Linked DNA regions of Homo sapiens: region 2 is linked to region 1. Evidence: read pairs that join two places in POLR2A ChIA-PET (ENCODE). Cell type or tissue: B cell. All regions are shown on one strand. Links, peaks and the distances in the headings refer to the core of each region. The heading gives the core; the rest is flanking DNA. Region 1 overlaps CORO1C (coronin 1C). Region 2 overlaps CORO1C (coronin 1C).

Region 1 (11,334 bases), core at 3,653-7,652:
TTGTTGCCCTTGACTGAATTAAAACAAACAAAATGAGCAGTTACTCAGATATTAGTAACATGAGATGGAAAATTCTTTTGGGCATGCAGAAATGACTAGTAAGGGTTTAGCTTCTTTTCCATTGCTTTAGATATCTCAGTCATTGAGACAAATGGAAATCATGAGAACTGGGAGCACTGTTGAGGCATGATACCACCTAGCTATTTTTGCCTTCTTCTTTCTTACATATATGTATATCTCCTCTCTGCCAGACAAGATTGCCGTCATTGTTCAGGTTGGTGTAACTGTGTGACAATTATTTGTACTTAGACTAACATATGCTTCAGTACTCAAAGATATCTGACTATTCTAAGCAAGAAAGTAGTAGAATTGTACACATTGCCATGAGATGGCACTTTCTGAGGATACTCACTAAAACTGAGTTTCTTCATTAGAAAAATCTCACTTTTTATCATCATACTGGCATAACAGCATTGCGTTATGCCAGTAAATGAATACTTAAATCAATAATTGCATTCTCAGCAGTCCTCTTAGTCTTTGTTTGTTTGTTTGTTTTTCACAGTTGAATTGCAATGTAGCTGTTTGGCAGAGGCATTAACATTTTTGCCCTAACCCTGGCCTGGTGCCTAGGCTCAGGGGAGTAAAATTAGAGCCAGGAGCCAGGAGGCTGAGGAGACCACTTAAAAGGCATGCTAGCATTTGATAAGTAAGGGGTTACTTTGTGAGGAAAAGAAACTTTTATATGCTTTAGGCAAGCCTCTTTATGAGGAAGAAAAGGTCAGCTACTGAAGCGGGGTCCCAACTACTGCTGGGTTTGTAGAGGAGAGAGACACCCCCATAATCCAGATGTTTCAGTTAACAATCAGACACAGACTTGTCTCTGGTTTCTTACAGGGTGACAGCAGTATTCGCTATTTTGAGATCACGGATGAATCCCCGTACGTCCACTACCTCAACACATTCAGCAGCAAGGAGCCTCAGAGAGGGATGGGTTACATGCCCAAGAGGGGACTTGATGTTAACAAATGTGAGATTGCCAGGTAAAGAATCGAGATTGTCAAGTATTCTAGGTTGGTGTAACTGTGTGACAATTATTTGTACTTGGACTAGCATATACTTCAGATCTCAAAAATATCTGACCATTCTGAGCAAGAAAGTAGTAGAATTGTACACATTGCCATGAGATGGCACTTTCTAAGGATATCACTAAAACTGAGTTTCTTCATTAGAAAAAAATCTCAAAAAAAAAAAAAAAAGAAAAGAAAAAAATCTCACTTTTTTTTTTTTGAGACGGAGTCTGGCTCTGTTGCCCAGGCAGGAGTGCAGTGGTGTGATCTCAGCTCACTGCAACCTCCGCCTCCCTGGTTCAAGCAATTCTCCTGCCTTAGCCTTCCAAGTAGCTGGGATTACAGGCGCCCACCACCACACCCGGCACATCTCACTTTTTATCATCACCTGAATGCCTGGTGATACCAGAGCAATACAGCTACAAGAAATTCTATGAAGCCCAAGTCTTTCTATCCTTGTGTGTACTGTGGAATTAATACCTCATTTCCTGCCCATATAACTGAAGTGCAACAATGAAGCAGCATAGCTGGGGTGTATTGCACACCTACTGAAATAGTGAAACATGCATCTTTAATCTTCAAGCTGAGGCCATGGTCAGCGTTCCCTGGTGGGCAAGTAGGGAGAGCCTGGCTCGGGGATGGAAAAGTGGGTGGTTTTCCTACCCTATGAGTGGAAGAACCAGAGTCAAAACTGTATTTGGGGCCCCACTGGTCCTAAAATAGAGAAACCAAAGGTCCTATAATGGGGCGGTAGGTTAGCTTGATTTAGGAAGTTCAGCTATGATATAATTTCTACCTCTCTGTACTACTTCTGATTTTTAGAAAATTCATATTCTAAATGCTAGCAGGCTTCCTAAGGGACAGGCTTTTTTCTCATGCTAGTCAACAAATATATCCTCTGAGACTCAGTGACCACTGGCCATTTCAAACAACAGAATAATTAGCACTACATCATCACATATAAGGTCGTACCAAACATTTGTGTAACACTGTGTTTATGTGGACTTTTAAAACGCTTGCTGTTCTGGTCTCACAATTAAAGAATTGATACTTACGTCTTCCAAATAAAAGGAAGAGAATTTTTATAAGCCCCTTTTTTATATTAATCTCTACTAAAAATAAAAAATTTGCTATGTGTGGTCGTGGGTGCCTGTAATCCCAGCTAATTGGGAGGCAGAGTCAGGAGAATCACTTGAACCCAGGAGGCGGAGTGAGCCGAGATGGTGCCACTGCACTCCAGCCTGGGCAACACAGCGAGACTCCGTCTCAAACAAACAAAAACAAACAAACCAAAACTCTCTATGTGATTTTTTTTTTTTAGTTGGAATAATGAAGGAAAGCTGTTAAAGATAATTGAAAATTGTGGTTTAAACCAAACTAATCAAAATATGGTTCAAAATAGACTGAATTCAAATTTATGATTACATCCAATATTTTGAAACACATTTGTTGTCATCTAAAAGTTCGACAGACTATAAACACAGTTGTTCAGAATGTCTCCGATTTATGAAGTGTTTCTTGAGCATTTATTGTATGCCAGGACTGTGCTAAATATGCTACTTGCTACCTCTTTCTTTTCATAACAATCATATGTGGTAGGTGTAACTTTTATCCCCATTTTATGGATGAAGAACTTAAGGCTTGGTGAGGTTGTCACACTCTCGTGGGTTTTGGTAGTAGAGCTGGAAGTCAAAGCCAAGTCAGTCTTTTTATTGGCTATACTAACCACAGAATTTTCATTAAATCAGTCTTTAAAAATGTTTTTGGGCCAGGAGTGGTGGTTCACCCTGTAATCCCAACACTTTGGGAGGCCAAGGTGGGAGGATCACTTGAGCCTGGGAGTTCAAGAGCAGTATGGACAATCTAGTGAGACCCTGTCTCTACAAAACATTAAAAAAATTAGCCAGGTGTGGTAGTACGTACCTGTGGTCCCAGTTATTCCAGAGGCTGAGGATTTGGCTTGAGCCCAGGAGGTCAAGACCTCAATGAGCTTGTGCCACTGCACTCCAGCCTGGGCGATGGAGCAAGACCCAGTCCCAAAAAAAAAAAAAAAAAAAAAAAAAAGGTTTTTGGTTTATCTGGGACTCTTTTAGTTTTTGGTTGAAATAGTAAAGAGGCACATTTGACACAACCTTCCTTTTAAAGAGGATGATGATTTTATAAACCTTTACCACCCTGAGCTCTACTCAGCTTTTGTTCCCCTGATGCGTTAGAGCAGTGTATCTGCCAGGTTGTCTTCAATGGACTCCTGCCCAGTTTCAGATGCCAAAGGCTGCAGGTTTCCAGGAGAAATGGTTTTGCATATTTGATGTGGCTGTGTCTTCTCTGACTTAAACTCTTGGAATTCAGAAAACATTTCCCCAGCAGCATTGACGCCCACATTCAACTCCCCCCTTGCACACCAGCCGTTTGATCTGGTGATCTGGCCAGGATGCTCACTAAGGCTACCTCTCTTGCCAGGAGCTTTAGAGACTTTTTTTGTTGTTTCCCGTCTTGACTGAAAAAGAAAATTGGCTTGACCTTATCAGGGTCATCATAAGAGAAGTCATTTCTGGTCTGTTTAGTTCTCTTGTAGGATACAAATAAAAATGTTATACCTTTCTTCCCCATTACAGAGCTCTTTGCTCCCTTCTTCCAGTATTACAGTGCAAGTGGCTTTACATTCTCTTTCCACATTTTGGATAGTTTCACATTTTTCTTGAGTGTCATGTACGATGTGGTTTGCTAGGATGAGAAAATCATAATCCTAGGATTGTTTTCTTTTGCTTTCTAAAAGTCATATTTATACTTATATGTTCAACCACCTCAAGCTGGCAGAAGACCTTGTACCCGCGTTGTAGATACAATCTAACAGATGTGTGTTCTCTCCTGTAGGTTGACATGGTAATTTTTTCATAAGTGAGTCAGTTTCAGTGTTGCTATTATTTCCACCACAGTTGGTCTGTCCCCCAGATAATTGGCATTTGTCATCATCATACGTAGACCTCTACTCATGGTTCTTGTCTCCAGTCTGCCAGTTCCTAGCATAGTGACTCTCAGCTTCCGTTCTCTCATCTGTCAACCGGGAACACTAAATTCTGCCTATTCCCGGGGTGGATCAGATGTGGGGATGGGTAAAGAAGCACTTGACATTTCAGACAGCATTGTAGAAAACTAATTATTCATCCTGTTAGTCAGCCTCATATTTCACTTAATGCAACTTTGCCTTTATTTCCCCTCTGAAGATTCTTCAAACTTCATGAGAGAAAGTGTGAACCTATTATTATGACTGTTCCCAGGAAGGTGAGTGCTGAGTTTTCTAGACAATCCATATTTTAAACAAATGTAAAAATAAAATTCAAAAATCCCAGGCCTTTCTTCTTCCTTACCCACGGGTGCCAAATGTCTCTTGTAGTCTGACCTTTTCCAAGATGACCTGTATCCTGACACAGCGGGGCCAGAGGCCGCGCTGGAGGCAGAAGAGTGGTTCGAAGGCAAGAATGCAGACCCAATCCTCATCTCCTTGAAGCACGGGTACATTCCAGGCAAAAACAGGGATCTCAAGGTGGTCAAGAAGAACATTCTGGATAGCAAGCCCACTGCAAACAAGAAGTGCGACCTGATCAGCATCCCCAAGAAAACCACAGACACGGCCAGTGTGGTGAGGACCAGTGGAGTGCAGGGGTGCTTGGCTGGTTCAGGCTTTATCCTCTAGAAAGCCCTTGTGGTCCAGGGCGTCGGCGAGTACTGTCCCAGCTGGGTGCTCAGGGGTTTTCAGTAAATGAAAAAGTGGGAGAAGGTCCTCGGTCACGTGATGGTGGTGGTTTGTGGCAACACTTGCCTCCTTTAACGGAGTTAAAGCTCCTTTAGCCCCATTAAAGGAGCCAAGTGTGGCCACAGACCACCATGATTGGGATAGGTATCAGTTTCCTCCTATCTCTCAGTGTGAACAGGAGCCTCTTGGGTTTTTCCTGTCTTTTGCCAAACTAGTTAAACCCTTCTCTGATTTGGGTAGAAATAAAATATCATGGGAGTGTGGGGTCATAGGCACCAGGGAGAGGAGGTCCCTGGAAGGAGGGAGTGGCACGTGTTCAGATGTAGCTGAGTGGCTACGACAGAAGGATCTGGCGGTGTGGGGCTGGCAACAAGGGGGATTTAGGCAAGAGCCCTTTGGGTGGGGAATTGGGAATCAAGCCTGCCTTTGACTCGCTGCGGCCACTGGAGAGTGCTGCTGTTGCCGGGAGAGCAGGTCCTGGGTAAGAGAGAAGGAGTGGACACACAGGGCAAGGGTTTCCCTCCCAAGAAGGAGCCTCACAGATGGCAGGAGCTCTGTAGCCTCTGGGAGAGTCACCCCTCTCTCTGGTCAGATAGAAGTTACTCTTGATGGAATGATTGGGGTGGTTAGGACGTAGGACACTGTTGAAGGAGCCTGTTTTGTCCTATAGTCTAACTGTGACCCAGGAGACCCTTTGTTTGAGTAAATGCACAGGCTTCGGGATCAGAAGTGGCACTGTGACACTGTGACACACTGTTGTTTTGCCACGGGATCTCAGATAGATCGGCCAGTGCTCATTGCATTCAAAGCCCCAGACATAGTAGGGCTTTGACTTCTCTTTTCAACTTGGTGACTATGGCTTGCCGTTTGCAAAATAGAAAACTACATTTTATATCTTACAAGTTTTGAACAGTGTTGAACTTTGTTTACTGCATTTTAATCACTGCCTCCTTTTTTTGTTTTCTTAGCAAAATGAAGCCAAGTTGGATGAGATTTTAAAAGAGATCAAATCTATAAAAGACACAATCTGCAATCAAGATGAGCGTATTTCCAAGTTAGAACAGCAGATGGCAAAGATAGCAGCCTGAAGGTCCCACCCCCACCCCTACAGAAAAAATGGGAGCAAGAACTTGTGCTTGGGAGCTGGTTATTGGTGTGGTCCTAGGGAGGGCGGAAAGGGAGGCACTGCCATTTGGAGACATTCCATTTCAGATTTGTCAACCAGCGATAGGCCACATTCCAGTAAGAACTCAATTTGTCTCCCAAATTTGCAGAAACAAAACGTGATTTAAAAGCTGAGCTTTTTATCAGAAAGCTTTTTTGATGTTTTAAGTGTTATGTGACTTGTTGAACTTTTTAAAAAGTGCTACTTTTAAAATCCCAGATACTCTGAATTTTAGAAAACAAACTAATTCTGATTGTGTCGTGCCCAAGTACCCTTTTTTTTTTAATGAATAGGGACCAATGCCACATTGCTTTTTATATTTCTTTCTTTTTTAATGTTGCCAAAACCAAAAGTAGCTTTGTTTTCCTTTGTATTTTGCTACTTTGCAGTATTTGTGTGTGTGGTTTTTTTTCCTTAATTTGAAAGGGACAGCACTGTGTATGTTTATAAACTAAATGAAGATAAGATATTATTTTGTATAAACATTCATCTGAGAACAATCAAAGCAGTAGCCACATGGTGCTGGCTCCTTTGCAGCACAAACCTGGTCATTTTGATGACTGTACAACAGGAAGACTTGAAAAATCACGTGGATTCATATTACCACCGCTCTCATTTCATGGAGTCTTCTGATCAAAAAAGCTCACGTCGTATTTCTTCTTTTCCTTTCTCTTTTCTAGAAATTGGGTGTTTGTACCAGAATGGAATTTTGCTTCTCGGTTATCCTGTGCTTCAGATGATTATAATCTAACCCAAACTAGCATGTGTTTCTGCAGTTTGTTACACACCTAGGATCATATTGCATTCATCACTTTAAACATCATGTTTCAGGTTTTGGTCAATACTTGACAAGGGTGCCCAGGACAGGAAGACGTGTACTGCTGAGTGTTCCTTCTTGCCCTTTTCAGCAGCTTGCCCAGCTCTTGAGTACAGTGGTGGGGACTAAAAATGTGGGCATGTGGAGAGGGGTATTTGCCCTGGGTGATCCTGTTTCCCTGTGCTGTCCCCATGCTGTGTTGGAGGAGGAAGTGGCTCTCCTTCCACCAACAAAGCTCCTGCTCTACCCTCTTCCTCACATGTGCTGCGACCTCTCTCAGGGCTCCCCCAGCCATTCCTTCTTTCCTTCCTGCCTTTTAGCTCTAACCACATTAAGCTAAGACAAGGCCAGAGGGTGCGATTGAATGAGTATTGAGACTGAGGAGAATGATAGAGAGTGAAGCAGAAACAGGAGCACAGACCTCTGCTGTAGCTTTAATGCATACAAACATGTCCCTCCGCACAACTAACCTGCCCTGCCTCTCCATCTCTCACCAAGGCTGCGTCAAAGCACAGAGGCTCCCCGGACTCGGAGGGGGCCAGAGACTGAGCTCTGGTCACCTGTTCATTCCTCGGTTAGCTGGAACTTTGCCCCGTTTCCAGTTTCTTATAGTGCATGCTTGGGAAACAAGATTTAAGGAGCCTCTGTTTTGGAAGGGCTGTCTGTGATTGAACGTGAAATGTGTAGTGCCATTGGGACCACGAAGGGAATTCTTGCACATGCTCGTGCTGGTGTGGGCATGGGACTGGCTGGAAACGTCTGTATGCAGGGAGCCAGGGTGAGGGCAGAGTGTGGTGACAGCCGAACTTGGAGTAATGTCCGTGTAGAAAAAGGACCATGTTCTTATCCAGCCAATACTGGGAGTGCTGTCTCCACAATTTCAGGGCATCTGAATGTTTGATGTGGTTTTGTGTGTGTGTATGTATGTGTTTAATATTGAAGTGGATCATGAGATGTAAAGAAAACAATAATGGCAATGACTTATATTCAAATCTGTATTTGTTTCTTTATCAATGTAATCTGCTGAGGACCTTTTGTCTAAGATTCAGTAGTGTTTTAAGGTTCTGATATCGAATTAATGAAGTAAAGTTGTTGATGGTGGTGAAACACCGTAGGGCATGTGGTTCAAAGAGAAGCAGGAGGGCAAGGGAAAGTTACCCTGATCTTAGTTTGTAGCTTATGACTTATTTAATGAATGGATGCCCAGCCAAGCTCAGAGTAGGCGCCCAAAGCATTGTGGATTATTTTCCTGTTTTGTCTTTTTTTTTTTTTTTTTTTAAGCCATGACATCCCAGAAGAGGACAGTGAATTACTCCTAGGTCGGCTCTTATAGAGTGGCCATAGTGTTCTGTCAAAACACTTGCTTCCATTTTCAGAGATAAAAATCATTGATTACAAAATGGTGTTTGTGTTTATTTCACGCCTTGGCTGTCTGTGAGGCAGCCCCCACCTCTCTGCCTGACATAGCTTCTCTGACTTTGGTGGACGAGCACGGTGCCATACTCCTCTCCGGGGGTAAGTACAGGGGAAGCGCGTGTGGGTGGCTCAGTTCAAGTACAAGTGAGGTCTCCAAGCCAGTCAAGCACTGTGTTTTGGCTTCCAGCAGACCTGAGCCTTTGGATCCTGCCTCAGACCTTTGCCAGCGGTGTGTCCTGGGATGGGGTTCCTAATCCTTCTGAGTCCCTTTTCTTGAAAGGAGGATGATAATTCCATGTAGTTCAGATGAGAGGAATACCTGTGTGGCCACACAAACAACCCTCGCTGCATGGCCGCTACTGTTACTATTATGAGTTGATTTTCTGACAGAGTCTTTGAAAGCACTTTTTCTTCAATAGAAGCAAAATTCTCTTGGCTCAGCTGTGACTTTTATTCCAGCAGGCTTCCAGGGTCAGTTGAATTGCAGGGCTTCCCTTTCGCACTATGACATTGTCTCGTGACATTTCAGTGATTGTAGCAAAGAATTTCCCACTGTTTGCTTTTTCTGAATATGATGAATGGTCAGCATAAAGCTCCCCTTCCTCAAATGCCTTATCTTAAAGTTGCTTTAGTCTATGAGAAGAATGGCTGCCATGTTCTTGGTCCACTCGTGGCTGCAGGAAGTAGAAGTTGGCAGGGCTCTCTGTAGACCCGAGGTGCCCGCAGTCAGCCAGGAGACGCGTGGTGGTCTGTTTATGACTAACTTGTTTTCTCACTCGGGCCACCTTGATTCTTTGCCAGAAGACCTGAAGGTCAGCATGCTGGCCCCAGACAGCCAGCCAGACCTCGTCTGGGGGGAACTTCCATTTTTTTTTTCAAGGTCACTTCCCTTGCTGTACTTGGTATTCTACACCCAGAAAAACTCTTTGTTGGCTCTTAAGAATCTGTTAACTCTAAGTGGGCCCTTCTCTTTCTGCGGGCACATTAAGTATCCCAGTGCTGGCAGTGGGTCACGGACATGAGTCACCGTCAAGGGCACGCCTTTCCTGCTTCAGACGGGCAACCCTTGATGTCCAGGCCGGACAGTGCCCTTTGTGCTCTTTTATTCGTTAAAAAGAAGTCCCTTGCCAAAGAATGTAGGGGTGGCAGTCCTCTCCTGCGAAAAGCGGGTATGTGCGGGGTGGACAGCCTTTCCAGAGGGCAGTCTGGCAAGTGGATCAAAAGCCTTAAAGGTTTTCTTAAGACCCAAGATTCTCACCTTTGGAAATTTTGTCCCAGGGAACTAGTGGGAGGTATATTCAGGAATTAGAAGAGTAAAATCAACTCTGCAGAAGGGGGTCAGTAAGTTACTTGTCATATCCATATGTTATAATTCTGTTCCATTATTTAAAGTCATTTAAAAAGAGTATTGAATAGGAAACATTAAAAAAATAGTAAAATAAAGTCAATTCCAACTTGGGTTTAAAATATATACCTACCTAGGTTGAAACATGAAAGTATATTATTTCTGGGTGCTGGATGTCACTACCAACTTTTTTCTGTGTATGCCAAGAGCCCTACAGTGAACTGTGTTGCTGATGTCAGCATAAAAAGTGTGTTTACAAAGTAATTCTCATCAGCTCTCTACCCCATGGAGTCACTCTGCAGTAAATGATGTTAGTTGGCTAATCCATTCAGAAGTAAAATGGGGAAGAAAGTGAAGTCCATTGGACCTCATAAGAACATTCAGGACCAGAACTTCTAGTGAGAGGTGTAGGTTTCCTAATACAGATATGTAAAACCAACCCCGAACAGATGGCTTGTGACAAACTTTTTAAAGGATATATGCATATACAATGTATACTTATGTGTAGAATAAATACCAGAAATGTTGTTATTGCTATAGGGAGGTAAAGTTGTGTGTAATTTCTATTTAATCCTATTTTTCTGAATTTAGAAATTTCCTATAAATGTATTTATTCCCAGAAAGGCATTATTAAAATTAATGTATTAGTGATAAGTTAATAATTATTAAGATAAGCATAAATCAGTGGAGATGTTTGAAATGGTGCAGCAACATTTGGTTAGCTGTGGGGGCAGCAGGGACACCAATATACATTCTTAATGGAGTCCACAGTTAAAATAAAACCTTTTCTTTTTCTATTTAGAAGAAAGTAAGTCCCTTTTAATCTACACTTCAGACTAGAAAAAATGTAAGCCCTAAAGCAATGGAATACATCACAAAGGAAAAGACAGATTGGCTATATAAAAATTAAATTACGTAAGACTTTAATATGGCAGAAAACAAAGGTCATCGGAACTGGGAAATACGTTTTCTTCCAATATAGTAAGGGCTAAGTATACTTTGATATGCTTCATCTCAGCTGCAGCTGCTGCCTCTATTTGAAACGTGACGTGTGAAATGTTAAGTCCTAGGCAGCTGATGTGCAGATGGCAGCTGTCCTCATCCCTCCTGTGGGAACCGAGTCCACCAGCAAATGGCTTATTCTCAACTTCGAACTTTGGGGTGTGGGGTGGGGGGGGGTGTGTTCGCTAGGCGACACTGGCCGTGGTGTGCCGGCTGAAAGTTCCCCTGTGGCGAGTGTCAGGAGGGCTGGGTGGGAGATGGGAATTACTGCGCATCCCAAGATCCTTGAGGATAAGGTGACTGCTGAGTTGGTTGGATTGGCTGAAATGTGGAGGGGGGTGAGTTTAGAGAGGCAGATGGGATCCTTCAAATTCATTGTAGTTGGAGTTTAATTCATGTGAACGAAAATGGGTAAGAGGGCAGATTTTAGGATCCTGAGTTTAGTGAGGGGCAGATAGAGGGTGAGGCACGCGGCTCCCTGACAGGCTTCATGGTGAGGGGCTAGAAAGCAACGTCAGGGCCGTTGCCCAGGGAGCCTGAGGGCAGAAGTCAGAGGAGGAAGTTACCCACTTCAGGACTCAACTTGGAAGGCAAGTAGACAGGTCTATTCTGCTGTCAGAAAAAATCTGCACACTTGAGCTTGGGCACTCACCACCGGGTGCTTAGTTTTGTTCTTAGAGTAGCTTCCTCACACTGATCTCAAAGAGTAAGTGGACTTTTGGGGAAGGACTTCCTGGTGGGTTTGGAACAGAACTGGGGAGAAGTGGC
Region 2 (11,334 bases), core at 4,235-8,234, 66 kb before region 1:
ATTTCTTGAATAAATTAAAACTATTGGCAGCATGGGTTTCTTATGGCTGTATTTTATAGCTCTGGTTAGCAAGTTTGTGTGTGCGTGTGTGTGTGTCTGTATGAGTGTTTGAGACAGGGTCTTGCTCTGTCACCCAGGCTGGAGTGCAGTGGTGTGATTGAGGCTCAATGCAGCGTCGCCCTCCCAGGCTCAAGTGATCCTCCCACCTCAGCCTCTCGAGTAGCTGGGATTACAGGCATACGCCACTATGCCTGGCTAATGTTTTAATATTTTTGTAGAGACGGGGTCTCACTGTGTTGCTCAGGCTGGTTTCCAACTCTTGGGCTCAAGTGATCCTCTCGCCTCAGCCTCCCAAAGTGCTGGGATTATAGGCGTGAGCCACTGTGCCTGGCCTGGTTAGCAAGTTTGACTTTAGAGTCAATGAAGTAACATCCCAATGGAAGCATGCTTTCATTTAACAATGAAGATAGATATGGCAAGAACCATAATTTCTGTCAAGGGGATTTAAAGTTAAGGTAGCCATTGAAAAAGCTGTTTTCCTTCACTATCTTTCTCTTTTTGAGTTTCTCATCCTTTAATGCGCTATTGTCATTAAATAGCCTTATGTTCTCCCTGAAGGAGGAGGTGAAGGTGGAGGTTTGTCTGCAGTGGACCTCTAGGTGTGCCCTGCCCAGCACCAGAGAAATCATAGGGCAGGCCTTAGGGCATTTGAGTGACTCCTGGAGCCCCAAGGATTTAATGTATTTGAGAATTCGTTTGACTTGAGAATTTGACAAGGACCGAGTAAGTTAAGATAGGGTGAATTGTGCACCACTACAACTGTTAAAATGATCTAATCGCTTAGGAGTTCATTTATACATACTAAAGTCTGAAAAACTGTAGACTTTGGTTTATATTGTATTCACGATAAGTGGTCACAAAAAATGAATTATTTTGTAATTGCATTTGTGTGTATACGTGTGTGTGTTATTTCTGGTAGTTTTTTGAGGGTACCATAAACCATAAATGTAGTTGTTTAAAAAAGTATTAGGGATAGGAAGCCCCTGGATCTTTTTGCTGGCCTTCTACTTAAAATTATTTGTCCTACTTTCATAAGGAATAGATAATTTCTCTTTAGTTACTATTGTGATGTCCAATTAATTTAGCATAGAGAATTAAAGATTATAATTTTCAAGTCTTGATACAGTTTGGAAGGAAAATGGATTTGGGAGAGTTAGGGCTACAGTTTTACCAGCTACAGCTGATAAAAGCTTTTTGTAGTAGAGTATTTGCTCTTAGAATATTTAGCCCAAATGTTTCCTTCTGAAAGTGGGCCGTGTTTATTTGTCTTCACTTCCCTAGAGATATTTTCATTTTATTGGTGAAATTGAATGTGTGCTGTTTTCTTCCTGAAGAGCCTGAGACCTTCTTCTAAAGGTATTGAATGGTGGTAAAGTATTTGGTAGTAACTACATTATCTCCAGTGAGTTAAATTCTTAGTTTCTTGTACTCTATTATAGATACTGATATTGAGTGTTTTGTTTTGTTTTTTCCTTCGCTTTAGAAGATGCATATGCTGATAAGGAAATATTTTTAATTTTACCAAAAGGGATCAGGCAGACAAAATTATTTTTCCTAAGGTGCAGTAAGATTGTAAGCGCTATACTTTCCTATTTCTATAGGATGTCTGAAAATTCCAGAAACATAGGGAGATTTTTATTTTAAACAGTGTTAGTTTTCATTTTCTTTTCTTTTCTTTCTTTCTTTTTGTTTTTGAGGTGGAGTCTTGCTCTGTTGCCCAGGCTGGAGTACAGTGGCATGATCTCTGCTCACTGCAACCTCTGCCTCCCGGGTTCAAGTGATTCTCCTGCCTCAGCCTCCTGAGTAGCTGGGATTACAGGCATGTGCCACCACACCCCACTAATTTTTGTATTTTTTTTTTTTTTTCGAGACGGAGTCTCACTCTTGTCGCCCAGGCTGGAGTGCAGTAGTGCGATTTCAGCTCACTGCAAGCTCCGCCTCCCAGGTTCATGCCTCCTGGGTTCATGCCATTCTCCTGCCTCAGCCTCCCGAGTAGCTGGGACTACAGGCACCCACTGCCACGCCTGGCTAATTTTTTATATTTTTAGTAGAGATGGGGTTTTAACGTGTTAGCCAGGGTGGTCTCAATCTCCTGACCTTGTGATCTGCCCGCCTTGGCCTCCCAAAGTACTGGGATTACAGGCGTGAGCCACCAGGCCTGACCTAATTTTTGTATTTTTAATAGAGATGGGGTTTCACAATATTGGCCAGACTGGTCTTGAACTCCTTACCTCAGGTGATCCACCCGCCTTGGCCTCCCAAAGTGCTGGGATTACAGGTGTGAGCCATTGTGCCCGGCCTAGTTTTCATTTTCAAATAGCATGCTCAATACGTTTTTCTTCAAGCTCCAGACACTTTTGCGAGCAAAAGTACATAATTTTAAAGCCATGGATCCAATTATTAATGTGGAAAGGTAATTATGTTTTAAAAAATAAATTTTAAAGTATTTTTCCCATGGTTTTACTCTTTTCAGATACCTTACTTGTCAACAGAAGGCTCTTTGAAGCTACTACTAAGAGGTAGTAAGTAAGTCTCCACACCAAAGAGAAGGTGGGAAGGCACCCCCAACCATCTGGTTGCATGAGTCAAATTAGGCATCACTGTTGATGCACCCTTCATATCTAAAACAGTTTTAAATTCAGTTGACTTCAAGTCTTTTGGCTCCATCATCTCTGTTTCTACTGGGACTGTGACTTGTGGCCTGGACAACAAGTGCCGTGACTTCCTAACTAGCTTCCCTGAATCCTTTCAGATGCTCCCACGTGCAGATCCATTCTCCAGCTTCATTCAGCGTGAGCTTTTAAAATGCAAATCTAATTATGTCACATACTCATACTTAAAAAATTTCCTATGGCTCCCAAGACTGCAAGTACAGATAAAATCCTTAACATGGCCTAGAAAGCCCTCTGTGATCCGGGTTCTGCTGACCTCGCAGCCTCTTCTACCCTTGCTCTCTGGGCTCCAGCCTCTGTGGGCTAAGTAGTCCAGATTCTGACAAGTGCTTGCTTTTGATACAGACTTTTGATATTTTGTTGTTCCTCCCAGCTGGGACTCACTTTTCTTCTCTTATTGCCCAGTTGACTTCTCATTCTTTGATTTCAGCTTAAGTGTCGCTTCTCTGACTGCTTCTGTTCCCCGATTATTGACTCAGTTACCTTGTGTTCTTCTGCATTCCAGCACTTGCCACAGCGGCATGCTAATGTTTGCACGAATATCTGATTGTGTTGTGTCTCCTGCAGTGGACTGTAAGCTCCATGAGAGCAGGGGCCAGGTCTGCTTGCTCACAGTTGTGTCTCTCATGTCTAGCATGGTGCTAGGCGCATGGTCAAAGCCGAGTGAATAGTTGTTGAACAAAAGAATGACTGGGATTAAGGACCTATTCAACATTCATAGTTGAGTATATATGTAATACGTATAACCCTGTGGATGTTAGTAAGTAATGTGGTTTGCAGTGAGTTGTGTCTGTTTTACTGGGGGGGATGTGGACTGTATCCCAGTGAAAGAAGGATTTCCTGTAGACTCTGATAGGACCCTAGAAATCATTTATTTTAGTTCTTCCATTTTATAGATGAAGAAACAAACAACCAGAGGACCAAAATGATCTAGCTGGGTAGGTAATTATGTCAAGATAAATTTGTGTCTGACATCCAAGCCAGAGATTTTCCTACTCTTCCTTAATGTTCCTTTGAAACACTGTCAGGAGTACATGTTCATTTAATCCATTTAATCTCCGCTTGCCCAAGGTATGGGTTAAAAAGGGAAGGCTGAAATTCTTCAGGTGAAGGTGATTATTTTGTTTTTTGACACTGCTAGTTTTGCCTGTGACTAGCCTTATGAAGTTATTAATAAAAATATCCCCCATCCCTTTTTAAGATATGAGCATCCAGTAATTTCATTTCCTGGTATAACAGTATTGCCAAATAATTAATAAAATTTTATTGTCTACTCCATATGACTAAGTAGTGAAAAACAGACTTAACAAGTTTGAACTGTCATACACAGTGTGTTTTTTACCAGTTGTTGATAAGAAAAGTAGGTCATCAATATAGAAAGAATGTTTAGAAACATATTCAAGGATTTTTTTTTTTTTTTTTTTTTTTTTTTTTTTGCGACAGAGTCTCGTTCTATTGCCAAGCTGGAGTGCAGTGGCGATCTTGGCTCACTGCAACCTCCGACTTCCGGGTTCAAGCGATTCTCCTGCCTCAGCCTCCCGAGTAGCTGGGATTACAGGCGCGTGCCACCACGCCTGGCCAATTTTTGCATTTTTAGTAGAGACGGGGTTTCACCGTGTTAGCCAGGATGGTCTCATTTCCTGACCTTGTGATCCACCCGCCTCGGCCTCCCAAAGTGCTGGGATTACAGGTGTGAGCCACCCCGCCCGGCCTCAAGGATTAATTTTTAAGTGAGATTGCTAGGTCACTCATGTCTATAAAAGTTTTGCGGTTGGTGTGAGACCTCTTGGGATTAATTTGGCTCTTTGAGTTGTGTTCTGCTCTTTGAAGAGAGACACAGAATTAAGCTTCTGAGTCTGGTCTCCTGTGGTGCACTTTAGGGAGATGGCTGCTGCCAGTGTTGTGAGTATGCGGGGGGGAGGGGGGGAGGGAGGAGGCGGGTCAGGTAGCGCCTGCCTTTGTCTTCCCAAGGGACGTTTCTTCAGCAATGCTTTTTCAAAGCTCCAGGGACCAAAAGAGGTGGTTGTGTTTATAAAGATGCTGGTGATAAGCAGAAAATTGGGAGATGTGGAGGGTTGTAAACATGTCATCCTTGCACATTATCTCTGTAATAGAAATATATATTTCTGTCATTGAAGAGCTAGAGATGATTTCGAAGTCCTTATATATTCTCACATTTTAGTAACTGCAAAATTTCTGTAGTGTCATTTCTATTATATTTTAAGTGAGTTACAGGCCTCATTATGGCATCTTTTAGTTCATAAAAGGGTCTCTCTTTAATAAGATGTGAGGGAATTACAGTTTTGTTTTGTTTTGTTTTGTTTTTTTAAGAGACACAGTTTCGCTTTGTCTTTTGGTATCAAGTTCAGTGGTGCAATAATAGCTCAGTGCAGCCTCAGACTCCTGGGCTCAAGGGATCTTCCTGCTTCAGCCTCCCAAAGTGCTGGGATTACTGGTATGAACCACCACACCCAGCCCAGTTTTAGGAATTTTATCTTTTGTCTTCAGGTTCATTATGTGTTACTGTTTTGCTGCTCATTTTACTTCTTGTCAGACTTGATTTTCGGCAGTCATTTTCATAGCGTCACATTACGCTCTGCAATGCGCTCACTGCTTTCTGCTTCACATTGCCAGTGAGTGCTTAGGTTTGACTTTAGGTGGTCCCCAACCAAGTCTCTTTGTAAGAAGTTCCTAAAATGAGTATAGATTATAAAATGTAAATATACGAGTGCTCTTCTTTGAAAACTTTAAAAAGTATGATACCTCTTTATTATACCTCACCTTTTATTTTTATTTTTATTTTTTTTGGGTATCACTGTGTCCCCCAGGCTGGAGTGCAGTGTCGTGATCTTGGCTTACTGCAACCTCTGCCTCCTGGGCTCAAGCAATCCTCCTGCCCTCAGCCTCCTGAGTAGCTGGGACCACAGGCATGCGCCATCATGCCCGGCTAATTTTTTGTATTTTTGGTAGAGATGGAGTTTTGCCATGTTGCCCAGGCTGGTCTCCAACTCCTGAGCTCAGCCTCCCAAAGTGCTGGGAATACAGGTGTGAACCACCGCACCTGTAATGTCTCACCTTTTAGATACTATCCTTGGGGTGTGTGTGTGTGTTTCTAGTGTTTTATGCATGCTCTTTCAGGTTGTTCCTCTTTTTTTTTTTTTTTTTTGAGACTGACTCTCGCTCTGTTGCCAGGCTGCAGGCTGGAGGAGTGCAGTGGCGCGATCTTGGCTCACTGCAACATCTGCCTCCCGGGTTCAAGCAATTCTCCTGCCTCAGCCTCCCGAGTAGCTGGGACTACAGTTGTGCGCCACCACGCCCTGCTAATTTTTGTATTTTTAGTAGAGATGGGGTTTCACTATGTTGGCCAGGATGGTTTCAATCCCTTGACTTCGTGATCCGCCCACCTCGGCCTCCCAAAGTGCTGGGATTATAGGTGTGAGCCACTGTGCCCGGCCCAGGTTGTTCTTTTCTTGGACAACTGAGCACATAGTCCTCTGGCTAAGCTAAGGATTTTCAGTGAGAAGTAAGATTTGCTTCCTTGGTCATAACAGATACCCTCTTGTTTGTCTCAGTACATTTGAATGCCTACAGCTGGTTTCTGTATTTTGATTTTTCCATTTTTACTCATATTTATAAAGTGTAGGCAAAGTGCAGTTTCACATTTAAAGTGTTACACAAACTGGCCAACTGGACTGGGGGCTGTCAAAGCAGCACCCACAGGACAGAGCTCTAAGTGCCATTGTTGGCTGATGTGGAGAAACTGAATTGTATATATGATTCGGGATTGATTGTTGGAAAAGTATGACAGTTCATGGGCTGAAAAGTTGGAACTGCTCCGTACTTTGTAGTTCAAGGTCACTGCATCTTTCTCAGAAGTTCTTTATCTTTGGAGGAGTTATACGTCTTCAGGCTGAAACGTGACGGGCCTGGAATTGATGAGCTTTGGAACTCTCTCCAGGCCTAGCTCTGTGAGGCCCGAGCCTGGAGGCTTCTTGGTAGATCTTATTTGCATTTTCTCTTTATTCTTAGAAACTTTAAAAACTAAATGATATTGAGTTATTGAATTGAAACAAAATGCATTTTTACTGGTATGCCTCATTCTTGGCATCTTACCTGTTACCTGGATTAATAATGATGGGATGAAACTATTTGGAAGGCTATGTAATACATGTGAATTTTTTTCCCTTAATTTTTACCATTCCTGGTGTTATAATCAATTGAACCAACATCAAGGCTATTCATACTTGCAGTCAGTCGGCCATGCTAAGTGGTCAATAGTTTTTCTAGAAAAAACATTTTTTTCAACAAGTCCATATCAGCAGTGGAATACAAATCTCTTTCAGCCAAAACTGCTGTGTATGAGGAGATCTGTTGTGTATCTGACATTTTGCTGTGCTTTATAGCAAATGTTGCATGTGGTCTTTTTTCTTCCTCTTTTAAAAACAGCTTCTATTAAAATAGGTAAGGCATGTTTTTTTTTCTTGGAATGTCTCATGTATGAATCTGTTAAAGAGTTGCATGCAGTAGAAATATGCAATTCGTTAGGTAAATTCTTTCTTTGAGTGTCACTGCTGGATTTAATTTAGAAAATTTGAAAAAGCTCAGCTATCTCATATTCGGAAATGATGATTTTTTTTTTTTTTTTTTTTTAAAGAGACATGATCTTGCTAGAGTGCAGTGGCATGATCATAGCATACTGCAGCCTCAAACTCCTGGGCTCAAGCAGTCTTCCTGCATCAGCCTTCTTAGAGACAGTGCCTCATTATGTTATCCAGGCTGGTCTTGAACCCCTGGCCTTAAGCTATCTTCCCACCTCAGCCTCCCAAAATGCTGAGATTGCAGGCGTGAGCCAACGTGCCCGGCCAAATTTTTATATTTAATCAGAGTACCTCCTATATTTGCTTTGGGTGTCTGCTCTCTCGTGAATGTGTATTCTATGTAGGCTTATATATTATTACATTTCCCACTTCCTTTTTTTTTTTTTTTTTTTTTTGAGACAGTTTCGCTTGTTGTTCAGGCTGGGGTGTAGTGGCACAATCCTGGCTCACTGCAACCTCCACCTCCTGGGTTCAAGCAATTCTCGTGCCTCAGCCTCCTGAGTAGCTGGGATTACAGGCACCTGCAACCACGCCCACCTGATTTTTTGTATTTTACTAGAGATGGAGTTTCACCATGTTGGCCAGGCTGGTCTCGAATTCCTGAGTTCGGGCAATCCACCTGTCTCAGTTGCCTAAAGTGCTAGGATTTACAGGTGTGAGCCGCCCTGCCCGGCCTCCATCTTCTTAAAAGGAATTTTTTACTGTTGGCATTGTCATTTAAATAACTGAGTTTAGGATATTTGTCTCCTCATCTGCTGTCTTACCTGCCTTTTTCTATTGAATAACACATCGGATCTCTTCTACATTAAAGTACCTGCCATACAGGTAACAGTGGCTTGGAGGAAACATGGTCTTTCCTCTAATGGGACATTTTAGAGTCTTGTGGTTGCCACTGGCTGAGGGAGCATTCTCTGCCCACTGAACGCTTGAGTAATCGACGCCCTGGAATGGTCTCAGCAAATGGGCTGAGCAGGATTTTGCTACTAGTAGGGGTTTTCCTGTATGTGTTCCTAGCAGGATGTGTTTCCTTTCATATGAACCATAGAAGTACATCTGCTGGAATCTTTAAACAGATAGCTTTTCAATAAACAGGAAAAATGTCAAAATTGTCATTTTTTATGAGATGGAAGTAGAATAGAGAAAATGTAACATTTACTCAGGTGTTTTGAGTGTATTTTATTTGGTGCTGTTGCAATATAAATACCCTGTCTTGTCTGCATTTTTTCCTCCTAACACCCTACATGTTTCCTATGTAGCTTATAAGATAAGTTTTTTTTTTTTTTTTTGAGACGGAGTTTTGCTCTGTCACTCAAGCTGGAGTGCAGTGACGCGATCTCGGTTCACTGCAACCTCTGCCTCCCGAGTTCAAGCAATTCTCCTACCTTAGCCTCCCGAATAGCTGGGATTACAGGCATGTACCACCAAGCCCAGCTAATTTTTGTATTTTTAGTAGACATGGGGTTTTGCCATGTTGGCCAGTCTGGTCTCGAACTCCTGACCTCAGGCGATCCACTTGTCTTGGCCTCCCAAAGTGCTGGGATTACAGGCGTGAGCCACCATGCCCGGCCCTTTTCTTTCTTTTGTATTTTGTGTTTTGAGACATGGTCTTGCTCTGATACCCAGGCTGGAGTGCAGTGGCATGATCATGGCCCACTGCAGCCTTGATTTCCTGGGTTCAAGCAGTCCTCCCACCTCAGCTCCCCGAGTAGCTGGGACCGCAGGGGTATACTACAACATCACACCCAGCTAATTTTTTTTTATTTTTTGTAGATATGGGGTCTCGCTATGTTGCCTGGGCTGGTCTCGAACTCCTGGACTCTAGTCATCCTCCTGCCTTGTCCTCCCAGAATGCTGGGAGTACAACTATGAACCACTGTGCCTGGCATGTAAATTTTGTACATTTAACTTCACATGGTAGTATTATAAGAAGCATGCCTTTACACTCTCCTAGAGGTTGAGGATTATCACCTGACTAATAAGATGAAGGTTTTATTGCAAGAGTACAAATTTTCTCTGACACATAAAGCCTTTAAACCATAGAGGTAGACCTTATTTTTACTTGTTCTTGGTTAAAATATTCACCCAACATGTAAGAAAAATTTTAGGCCAGGCGCGGTGGCTCACACCTGTAATCCCAGCATTTTGGAAGGCTGAGGCAGGCGGATCATGAGGTGAAGAGATCGAGACCATCTTGGCCAACATGGCGAAACCCCATCTCTACTAAAAATACAAAAATTAGCAGGGTGTGGTGGCACACACCTGTTGTCCCAGCTACTCGGGAGGCTGAGGCAGGAGAATCGTTGAACCTGGGAGGTGGAGGTTGCAGTGAGCCGAGATTGTGCCACTGCACTCCAGCCTGGTGACAGAGCGAGACTCTGTCTCAAAAAAAAAGAAAAAAAAAAAGAAAAATTTTAACTTTTTTGTTTCCTTAGATGTTAAGTATTATGAATATTAGTTATCAGCTTTTACATTTTATTTGAAGATAAAAAGAGGAGTGTGTTATCTCCTTATTAAAAATTTATTATGACAGTTGCTGGATAGTCAAAACCTGTCCCGTAATCCATTTTTTTTCTTTTTAAAGTGAAAACAAGTTTATTAAGAAAGTAAAGGAATAAAAGAATGATTACTCCATAGGCAGAGCAGCCCGTAATCCTCCTTTTTGGCCTTCAGTATCACCTGGAAAACTTGGTGAGGGAGACAACTGTCCATGTTTCTAAGATAGAGGTTTCAACCAACGCCCAGAGAGAGCATCTCATAGTTGAGCCTGTGTTCTCAACCTATTCCTGCATTGTCTCAAAGGTGTATCAATTTTTATTATAATAAAAACCATTCTAGAATAGTTGCTGTTGTATTGGAAAATAGGAGGAGAGTGATAAATTACATCTTAAAAAGACAAGTAAGGTTTGTATTTCCCATGTTTTGTAGAGGTTAAAAACTCTGTTGCATTATCTCCCATTGAAAGTAAGTTTATTTTGAAACTTGTAAATATTCCTTTGATTTGCTTAGTGAATAACTTACTGCTACATCGTCTTCCTCTTTATTACTGAGATGATCTTACTGTTGCAAGCAAGGGAAAGCCTATGCAGTTTTAAGAACTTGTACTTGAAAGACCTAATGAGCAAGCAGTTTTTCCAAAGTTGAACCACTCTCTGACAGGACATTTAAAATCATACCTAGTATTTCCTTGGAATTTGTGCCTATTGTGTTAGTTCAGGATTTTTTCATTTACTCTTTTTTTTTCTTTTTTGAGAAAATTAGATCCCTTTATAAAATGCTTTAGTTTTAGGGGGACATTTTAGTCATCTAATTTATGATTTGATCAGTTTGGGACAATATAGCTGATAACAGAACTCCTAAGTTTGGTGATATGCCATCTTAATTTAAAGGTTAAAACTGAACAGTTTTTAAAGTGGTAAAACACTAATACCATTTGACAATGCAGACAGCTCTCTTAAGAAGAGGAAGTTTTTGTGTTTGGGATAGTTCCCAATTTTTCCTTTGTTTGCAGAGAAATTAAACTGCAGAAATACCGTGCTGAAATGGGAGAACATAAAATTCTGTAAAGAGTCCTTGATAAGTGGTGCCGGTTCTTTTATATGAAAATTCTACTTTTAGCCCATAATCAGTAGGGACTTGCTTAGGTTTTCTCCCTGGATAGGGAAAAGCTATTACTGGGCTCTTAAATAATAATTGCCAACATTTGTTAGACAGTATGTACTATGCTTCAGATTCTATGCTGAGTACTTTATAGTTTTTTTAAAAAAACAGTTTGGAGATATAATTCACATACTAGACAATTCACTCATTTAAAGTGTACAGTTCAGCGGTTTATAGTATATATATATAATCAAATAATCTGCAACCATCAACACAGTCAATTTTAGAACATTTTCATTACCTTAAAAGAAACACACCAGGCATGGTGGCTAATGCCTATAATCCAAGCAGTTTGGAAGGCTGAGATGGAAATATTCCTTAAAGCCAGCAATTAGTTAGAGACCAGC

The links. ChIA-PET counts read pairs that join two places held together with the same protein. Peaks named below come from ENCODE experiments on the same cell type or tissue, not always from the same donor. Only the 100,000 strongest peaks of a DNase experiment are listed, where the experiment ranks them.
Region 2: POLR2A ChIA-PET joins it to region 1 with 6 read pairs; 7 of 35 experiments call an interaction of 5 or more read pairs at or near these places.

The regions. Positions count from the first base shown.
Region 1 is chr12:108,641,978-108,653,311 of GRCh38, reverse strand. CORO1C (coronin 1C) reads left to right here. Exons shown (of 11, transcript NM_014325.4): 8 at 895-1,040; 9 at 4,292-4,349; 10 at 4,462-4,707; 11 at 5,790-8,203. The coding sequence ends at 5,909. LOC105369968 (a long non-coding RNA gene) reads right to left here. Exons shown (of 3, transcript XR_007063449.1): 3 at 6,647-11,334. Among named protein-coding and RNA genes, the nearest start is that of MIR4496, 12 kb to the right of the region's middle. In B cell, for the core only: no CTCF peak of the experiment used is centred there; a DNase peak (open chromatin) is centred at 5,922; H3K27ac peaks cover 1,062 bases.
Region 2 is chr12:108,708,962-108,720,295 of GRCh38, reverse strand. All of the region lies in intron 1 of CORO1C (coronin 1C), which reads left to right. Among named protein-coding and RNA genes, the nearest start is that of CORO1C, 17 kb to the left of the region's middle. RefSeq lists enhancers at 3,858-4,547, 4,548-5,238, 5,239-5,929, 7,630-7,689. In B cell, for the core only: no CTCF peak of the experiment used is centred there; DNase peaks (open chromatin) are centred at 5,865, 7,585 and 7,962; H3K4me3 peaks cover 754 bases.